2 separate regions of the Homo sapiens genome follow, and region 2 is linked to region 1. The links are chromatin loops, found by intact Hi-C in ENCODE. Cell type or tissue: endothelial cell of umbilical vein. All regions are shown on one strand. Each heading gives the region's core, and the rest is flanking DNA. Links, peaks and the distances in the headings are about the cores only.

What was found. A loop is a pair of places that touch in the nucleus more often than their neighbours do. Peaks named below come from ENCODE experiments on the same cell type or tissue, not always from the same donor. Only the 100,000 strongest peaks of a DNase experiment are listed, where the experiment ranks them.
Region 2: it touches region 1 in a loop (10-fold over the local background); 1 of 110 quality-filtered maps calls a loop at or near these places.

The regions. Positions count from the first base shown.
Region 1 is chr5:54,559,986-54,564,384 of GRCh38, reverse strand. It overlaps a transcript of SNX18 not described here. Among named protein-coding and RNA genes, the nearest start is that of SNX18, 44 kb to the right of the region's middle. In endothelial cell of umbilical vein, for the core only: no CTCF peak of the experiment used is centred there; a DNase peak (open chromatin) is centred at 2,534; H3K27ac peaks cover 394 bases.
Region 2 is chr5:54,492,894-54,497,292 of GRCh38, reverse strand. No RefSeq gene overlaps it. Among named protein-coding and RNA genes, the nearest start is that of SNX18, 23 kb to the left of the region's middle. In endothelial cell of umbilical vein, for the core only: no CTCF peak of the experiment used is centred there; no DNase peak of the experiment used is centred there; H3K27me3 peaks cover 908 bases.

The DNA.
Region 1 (4,399 bases), core at 219-4,218:
TGTTCAATTATAAGGAAATAGAAAATAAATTAGGCTGTATTTATTTGGAGAAATATTATGGAATCAATAAACCCTTTATTATTTTATTTTGTTATTTATTTATTTATTTATTTATTTTGAGATGGAGTTTCATTCTTTTTGCCCAGGCTGGAGTGCAACGGTGCGGTCTCGGCTCACTGCAACCTCCGCCTCACAGGTTCAAGCTATTCTCCTGCCTCAGTCTCCCAAGTAGCTGGGACTACAGGCGCCCGCCATCACGCCTGGCTAATTTTTTTGAATTTTTAGTAGAGATGGCCACGCTGTCTTGAACTCCTGACGTCAGGTGATCCTCCTGCCTCAGCTTCCCAGAGTGCTGGGATTACAGGCATGAGCCACCGTGCTCAGCCTTGATTTTAAAATTTGCAAAATGTTTACAAGGAAATGTTAAGTTGAAAAAGAAATGTATAAACCTTTATCTGACTTCAATTATAAAAATTATATACATATATTACATAATTATACACAACATATTCCTATATATAAATAATATATATGTTATATTAGGGTTCAGCTGCAGAAAAGAGCTCCACTCAAGCTATTTCAAATAGAAGGGGAAATGTAAAGAATCAGATCCATACAAAATCATGGAGAAAACTGTAGAAGTGGGTTCTCCAGGGGCCTCTTTAGAGGTCAGATCAGACTGCCAGAGTCACAACTACCTGTACCTGGATCAGAAAGGTGGAGCATCAGGTGGGGCCACTAGACTGAAAACATACAGTCATGTGTCATTTCACAACAGGAACACATTCTGAGAAATGCATCATTATGTGATTTCATCATTGTGTGACCATCACAGCGTGCACTTACACAAACTATGACAGAATAGTCTACTGCACACCTAGGCTATATGGTGCAGCCTATTGCTCCTAGGCTACAAACCTGTGCAGCATGTTACTGTACTGAATACTGTAGGCAACTGTAACACAATGGTATTTGTATATCTAAACATAGAAAAGGTAGTGTAAAAAGACAGTATAAAAGATAAAAAATGGTACACCCATATAGGGCACTTACCATGAACAGAGCTTGTAGGACTGGAAGCTGGTCTGGGTGAGTCAGTGAGTGAATAGTGAGTGAATGTAAAGACCTAGGACATTACTGTACACCATGGTAGACTTTATAAACACTGGACTCTTAGACTACACTAAACTTATTTTAACATTTTTTTCTTTCCTCAGTAATAAACTAACCTTAGCTTACTGTAACTTTTTTACTTTATTTAAACTTTTTTTAGCTTTTTGAATCTTGTAATAAGACTAAGCTTAAAACACAGATTGTGTAACTGTCCAAAATTATTTTCTTTTTTAATATTCTTATTCTATATGCTTTTTTCTATGTTTAAAATTTTTATGTATTTACTTTTTAAACTGTTTTATTAAAAACTAAGACACAAACACACATTAGCCTGGCCTACACAGGGTCAGGATCATCAATATCCCTGTCTTCCACCTCCACATCTTGCCCCACTGGAAGGTCCTCAGGGACAACGACACGCATGGAGCTGTCATCTCCTGTGATAACAATGCCTTCTTCTGGATACCTCCTGAAGGACCTGCATGAAGCTGTTTTACAGTTAACTTTCTTTTCATAAGTAGAAGGCGTATACTCTAAAATAACCATAAAACGTATAGTACAGTAAATACATAAACCGGTAAACATAGTCATTTATTAAGATGATCAAGTACTAGGTACTGTACGTAGTTGTGTTATCCCTTCACACGACAGGCAGTGCAGGAGGTTTGTTTACACCAGCATCACCGTAAACACAGGAGAAACGCGTTGTGCTGCATTACCATGGCTATGATGTCACTAAGCTATAGGAATTTGTGGGCTCCATTACAGTCTTATGGACCACCAACCTACATGGGGCCTGCTGTTGGCCAAAACATTGTTATTTGGTGCATAACTGTGCATTAAAAAGGTGACGGAGATGAGATGGTCCCTTTTCTTACCATTCCTTTCTCATACTTATATGGTATAAGGAATATTTAAATCTAACCACCACATTTTTCTGCCTTCATATTTTTAACATTTTTAGAAGAAACCCAGAATCCATCGTCATTAAGAAAAGGTTCTGAAGACTTAAATCCAGCACAACCTCCCCCTACCATGGCCCTCTGGCAAGTCACCTCCTCTTGGTGTCCAAACACCTTCATCAGTAACAGGGAGTGATTTTGTGCCCGCCCGCAAAGAGCTGTCTGAGGTTTGAAAGAGCTAACGAAGGCTGTGCACTTAGCAGGGAATCCCATTAAGTAAAATGTCTCAATAAGTGGTAGTGAATGTTATTAGAATACTTCACTACACATATCAAGTATTACTTATCATATATTAATTTTATCATCAGAAAAAAACCTCATTATAGAAAAATCCAAGCTGGATGTTAATCTTCCTCAGAAAGTAAAATAATCATAGTCTGATGAAAAAATATCAAACTTTAATACTGTTGCCTTGCATCAGGTTCTGCCATTGTATATCTGCTTCCTGTTGATAAGAGGAATAATAAAGACATACAAGCTCTATTTAAAAGTAGAGTCAAAAGGCCCTGCATATGTTCATTCTCAAGGCCATTATTTCTACATAACAAACATCACTGTTAGTCTGTTGTACACATAATGTATATGTCAGCATCTAGAAATGAATGAATAAAATGGCACCCCAAATGTTTTGGGAGATGAAGAGGAGCATTTATGATAATAAAAGGGGGCAAGCCAGGTGTGGTTGTTCATGCCTGTAATCCCAGCACTTTGGGAGGCCAAGGAGAGAGGATCACTTGAGGCCAGGAGTTTTAGACCAGCCTGGCTAACATGGAGAAACCCTGTCTCTACAAAAAAAAAAAAAAAATTAGCTGGGCGTGCCGGTGTGTGCCTCTAATCCCAGTTACTTGGGAGGCTGAGGTGAAAGGACCTCTTGAGCTCAGGAGGTTGAGGCTGCAGTAAGCCACTGCACCCCAGACTAGGTGACAGTGTGAGACCCTGTCGAAATAAAAATTTAAAAAAATAAAAGGAGGCCGGGTGCAGTGCCTCATGCCTGTAATCCCAGCACTTTGGGAGGCTGAGGCGGGTGGATCACCTGAGGTCAGGAGTTCGAGACCAGCCTGACCAACATGGAGAAACCCCGTCTTACTAAAAATACAAAATTAGCCAGGCGTGGTGGTGCAGGCCTGTAATCCCAGCTACTTGGGAGGCTGAGGCAGGAGAATCGCTTAAACCCAGGAGGCAGAGGTGGCGGTGAGCCGAGATCATGACATTGCCCTCCAGCCTGGGCAATCAGAACAAAACTCCATCTCAAACAAATAAACAAATGGACACAGAATAGACGTTTGACTATTGATTTGACCATAGAGCTATGTAAATATAGACATTTATAACTGATCAAATGTAACATCTTAGATGTCACCCCTTTGGTGGTGGCTACTCAATTACCAGCCTGGTTCCCTCAAGAGGAACATGGATTTGGGTGCCACTCTCTCTCCTTGTAGGGCTGGAAGCCTGAAGGATCTGCTTGATGGTTCCAAGCACTTTCGCAGACATGATTGTCACCTGGTGCCATGGCCTCCCCTTGGCCGTGCTGGATTCTGCTGCCAAAATAGGAATATAAGTCCAGTGCTCTTTTCAGGGTCCCACACTGCATGGGACATCTTTCAAAGTGCCACACAAAGTGATTTAGTTTATAATGATAGCCACTCTTTTCTTTTATTTTTATCTTTAATTTAGCTTTCATTTTAAGTTCAGGGGTACATGTGCAGGTATTTACATATAGGTAAACTTGTGTCATGGGGGTTTGTTGTACAGACTATTTCATCACTCAGGTATTAAGCCTAGTACCCATTAGTTATTTTTCCTGATCCTCTCCCTCCTCCCACCCTCCACCCTTCAATAGGCCCCAGTGTGTGTTGTTCTCCTCTATGTGTCTGTATGTTCTCATCATTTAGCTCCCACTTACAAGTGAGAACATGTGGTCTTTGGTTTTCTGTTCCTATATTCGTTTGCTAAGGATAATGGCCTCCAGCTCCATCCATGTTCCTGCAAAGGACATGATGTCATTTTTTATGGCTGCATAGTATTCTACGGTGTGTATGTACAACATTTTCTTTATCCAGTCCACCACTGATGGGCATTGAAGTTGATTCCATGTCTTTGTTATTGTGAATAGTGCTGCAGTGAACATATGCGTGCATGTATCTTTATGATAGAATGACTTACATTCCTTTGGGTATGTACCCCATAATGGGATTGCTGGGTCAAATGGTATTTCTGTTTTTAGGTCTTTGAGGAATCGCCACACTGTCTTTCACAATGGCTGAACTAATTTACATTCCCACTGAGAGTGTAAATTAGTTCTCATTGTGGTTTTGATTTGC
Region 2 (4,399 bases), core at 268-4,267, 67 kb after region 1:
CGAGGTGGGTGGATCACCTGAGTTCAGGAGTTCAAGACCAGCCTGGCCAACATGGTGAAACCCTGTCTCTACTAAAAATGCAAAAATTAGCTGGGCATGGTGGCAAGTGCCTGTAATTCCAGCTACTCAGGAGGTTGAGGCAGGTCAATGGCTTGAGCCTGGGAGGCAGAGGTTGCAGTGAGCCGAGATCATGCCACTGCACTCCAGCCTGCACAATTGAGACTCTGTCTCAAAAAAAAAAAAAAGGGCAAAGGGGAAATTTCTAAGAGTCTGAGAGATATGCAGGGGTAATATGTACACATATAACTGCTATATGACCTTCCTAGAGGGCAACGCTAGAGGGTAATAAGCAAAGCTGCCATTAGGATTGTACCCAACACCAGTCCTTGCATGTGCCTTAACTACCAGTAAAGGAGAATCCCATAAACCTAGAGCAGGAACTAGGCAGGAAAAAAGCAGGGACTTAATGCAGAAGGGGGAAGCTAGATAAAGATAGAGGTGGAGACTTGAGACAGAGGTGGGAACTTAAAGAAACAGTCCCAACATAACAAAAATCTCAATGCAGAACCCTAGGGGCTGCTGGCTCATTCTCTTTCCAGCAGCCCACTCTGACTTTTCTTTCAGAGCATACTATCTCTTTAAACAGACTGCTACTACTACTGCTCCCAGCAGGGTCAGCCCACTCCTCTCTTGGAGCATATTCTTATTTCCTTAATATGTCTTTGTTTACTTTACTAATTGGTCTCTTGGCCAAATTTCTTCTCCCAAGAAGACTAAGAACAGAGGACTCCACACATCCTGGTAACACTCCCACCTCAGCCTCCCAGCTGGCTTGGACTACAGGTGTGCACCACCATGCCTGGCTAATTAAAAAAAAAAAAAAAAATTGTGGCCAGGCATGGTGGCTCACACCTGTAATCCCAGCACTCTGGGAGGCCGAGGCAGGTGGATCACATGAGGTCAGGAGTTCGAGACCACCCTGGCTAACATGGTAAAACACCGTCTCTACTAAAAATACAAAAATTAGCTGGGCGTGGTGGCGCATGCCTGTAATCCTAGCTGCTTGGGAGGTTGAGGCAGGAGAATCGCTTGAACCCAGGAGGTGACGGTTGCAGTAAGCTGAGATCTCACCACTGCACTCCAGTCTGGGAAACAGAGCGAGACATTGTCTCAAAAAAAAAAAAATTTTGTGTAGAGATGGGGGTCATGCCATGTTGCCAGGCTGGTCTCCAGTTGATCTTCCTGCCTCAGCATTCCAGAGTGCTGGGATTACAGGCATGAGCCACCATGTCCCATGCTGATCAAAATTTTTAAATGAGTTGGAATTAGTCAAAAACAGGATTGGTATTCCAGGTAGGAAGAGCATCAAAGACACAAAAAATGTTAAATGCCATGGTGGATATTAGGAAATACAAGAAATAAGTAATATTACAGTGTAAAACAACACAAGGTGAGATGTAGAAGGAATTAAGGCAAAAACATGTGTAAGGAAATTGGACTGTATGAGGATGAAAGGTGTTTGAAATGAGAGAAATGACAAGCTCAGGCAGTAGTAAGACATCATAGAATGGTGGCCAGCATGATGCTAGAAGCTACTTCAGGGAACTACTGGATTGACACATGATAAAGATAGACAATGGCAGTTGGGAGGTCAAGAAAAGGGCAGAAGAACAATGCTTAGAAGGTAAAACTGGCAAGCCTTGATGCAAAGGTATGAAGAGGAGGAGGTCGGGATGGATGAATGGTGACTGTAACAAGTAGAGAATTCAGGTGGGGAACAAGTTTTGGGGAAAGGAGGAGAAGCTTGACTTTCAAGAAGATTATTTTGAGTTACATACCCTTCACTACTACACCCCTGTAAGGGAAAAAATCAAAGGCACTATGCTATTCCAACTTTACTACTTGAGTTGGCTGATGGGAGTATTGGTTTCTTATTTGGCAAATGGTAGAGCTTGAATGTGAATCCAGCTTTTTAAATGCCAGAACCAGCCATCATTCCACTATGTATGCTGCTGTCAAAATAAGCACTGCTCATAAAATAACATAAGTGAAAACAAGCACAGCTGGCTAAAATGAGGTGGCAAATGTCAAGAGAGAATGATTAATAGAGGAAGTATGCTAGAGATAGGTGGACTGGGATCCCATATGTAGCAGAATCATGGGGTTTGGATCCAGCTAACCCAAATTTAGAGAGTACAAATGGAAAATGCTAATTTTTAAAGATTATGCACACTTTAAGTCACCCCCTACTCCATCTGTTGAGAAAGGTAATCTACTGTGAGCCCTGAACAGCCCTATACATTCTTGCTGGGTATGCTAGAGAGACTTTCTTGCTGGCTTTGAAGATAGGAACTGCCATGTTGTGAGAGGGTCATGTGGCAAGGAACTGTGGGTGGCTTCTAGGAGCTGATGGCAGCCCCAAACAACAAGCCAGCAAGGGCAGGGCACAGTGGCTCATGCCTGTTAGCCCAGCACTTTGGGAGGCTGAGGTGGGAGGATCACTCAAGAGCAGGAGCCAGCCTGGGCAACACAGTGAGAGCTGTCTTTACAAAAAGTACAAAAATTAGCAGCAAGAAAGTCTCTCTAGTTACTTTAGACAGTCTTCTATAATGAAATTGATCAAGGGAATGATATCCTGTTTGGAAAAATCTCTCAAGCCAAACTCCTCTACTCATATCAACACAATAAACACAGAAGACTTCTATGACCCCGAAATATGTGGGGATTTCTCTCCACCAGCAAGTAAACAATAGATTCTGCAGTGGACACCAGCTGAGTGTCCTCCAATTCAGTTCTGACATTGTCTACCTGGAGATTGTGTCAGATCCCACAGGTTGAGGGCTCAGTCCCACCAATCGCCAGTCCAAGTGTCTGGAACTTCTGGCTGACCAGATTTAAGTTGGGGTTCCCACAACCCCCTCTTTGGTTTCAATTAATTTTCTTTTTCTTTTTTTTTTTTTTTAAGATGGAGCCTCGCACTGTCACCCAGGCTGGAGTGCAGTGGCCCGACCTCAGCTCACTTCAACCTCCGCCTCCCAGGTTCAAGCGATTCTCCTGCCTCAGCCTCCCAAGTAGCAGGGATTGCAGGGGCATACTACCATGCCCAGCTACTTTTTGTATTTTTATTAGAGAGGGGATTGCACAATGTTGGCCAGGCTGGTCCCTAATGCCTAACTTCAGGTTATCCATCCACCTTGGCCTCCCAAAGTGCTGGGATTACAGTCGTGAGCCACTGAGTCCAGCAGGATTCAATTAATTTTCTAGAGTGGCTCACGGAACTCGGGGAAACACTTACTTGCATTTACTCATTTATTATAAAGGATATTACAAAGGATATAGATGAAGTGTGTAGGGCAAGGTATAGGGGAAGGGGTACAAAGCTTGAAGGCCGTCTCCAGGTATACCACCCTCCAGGAACCTCCACGTGGTCACCTCTTCAGAAGCTCTCTGAACCCTGTCCTCTTGTGTGTGGTGGAGTTGTTGGCGGGGAACGGTTGTGGGGTTGTTTTTTGAGACAGGGTCTCACTCTGTCACCAAGGCTGGAGTGCAGTGGTACAACTATGGCTCACTGCAACCTCGACCTCCTGGGCTTAAGCAATCCTCCCACCTCAGCCTCCCAAGTAGTTAGGACTTACAGGAGCCCGCCACCAACATCTGGCTATTTTTTGGTAATTTTTGTAGGACCAGGTTCCACCTGTTGCCTAGGCTGGTCTTGAACTCCTGGGCTTAAGCGATTCACCTGCCTTGGCCTCCTAAAATGCTGGGATTACAGGCATGAGCCACCGTGCCCGGCCCTCTTGTGTTTTAAAAGAGAATTCATTACATAGGCATGATTGACAACAGTGCAGAAATGTGATTGGACGAAAAGGGTATGACTGCATACAAATAGGCTGAGCGGGGAAACCCAGTAAGACCCACTGTTGAGATTCTTCCTGGCCTCTGTGCAGCATTGCTTCCTTCAGAGTATGGGGCACGCTTTCTGGAATGAGGGTCTTTTGACTTGCCTTGGACAGGTGAAAGGAGGAAAGAAGTTCAGAGAGACAGAGAGAGATTGTTTCCTGAGGCCTGTTCCTGAGGCCTAAAATGCCCCAGCCAATGTCTTGTTATAGCCAAAAAGGCTATAACAAGAGGGCTATGGGAGTTATCAGCCAGAAACTATGACTTTCATGCTTTATATATATATATATATATATATAAAATCATATCACACATCTCATCAACTTTGCCATATTCTTGTGGTTAGAAGCAAATCACAGATTCTACCAGCACTCAGGGGAAGGGACTACACAAGGGCAGGACTCCCTGGGGGTCACCTTACTGTGTGTCCACCACCCTGTCTGTGGGGTGAGCAGAAGGCCAGCAGATGCACAAAGTAACAAGTATGCAGACACAGCTAACC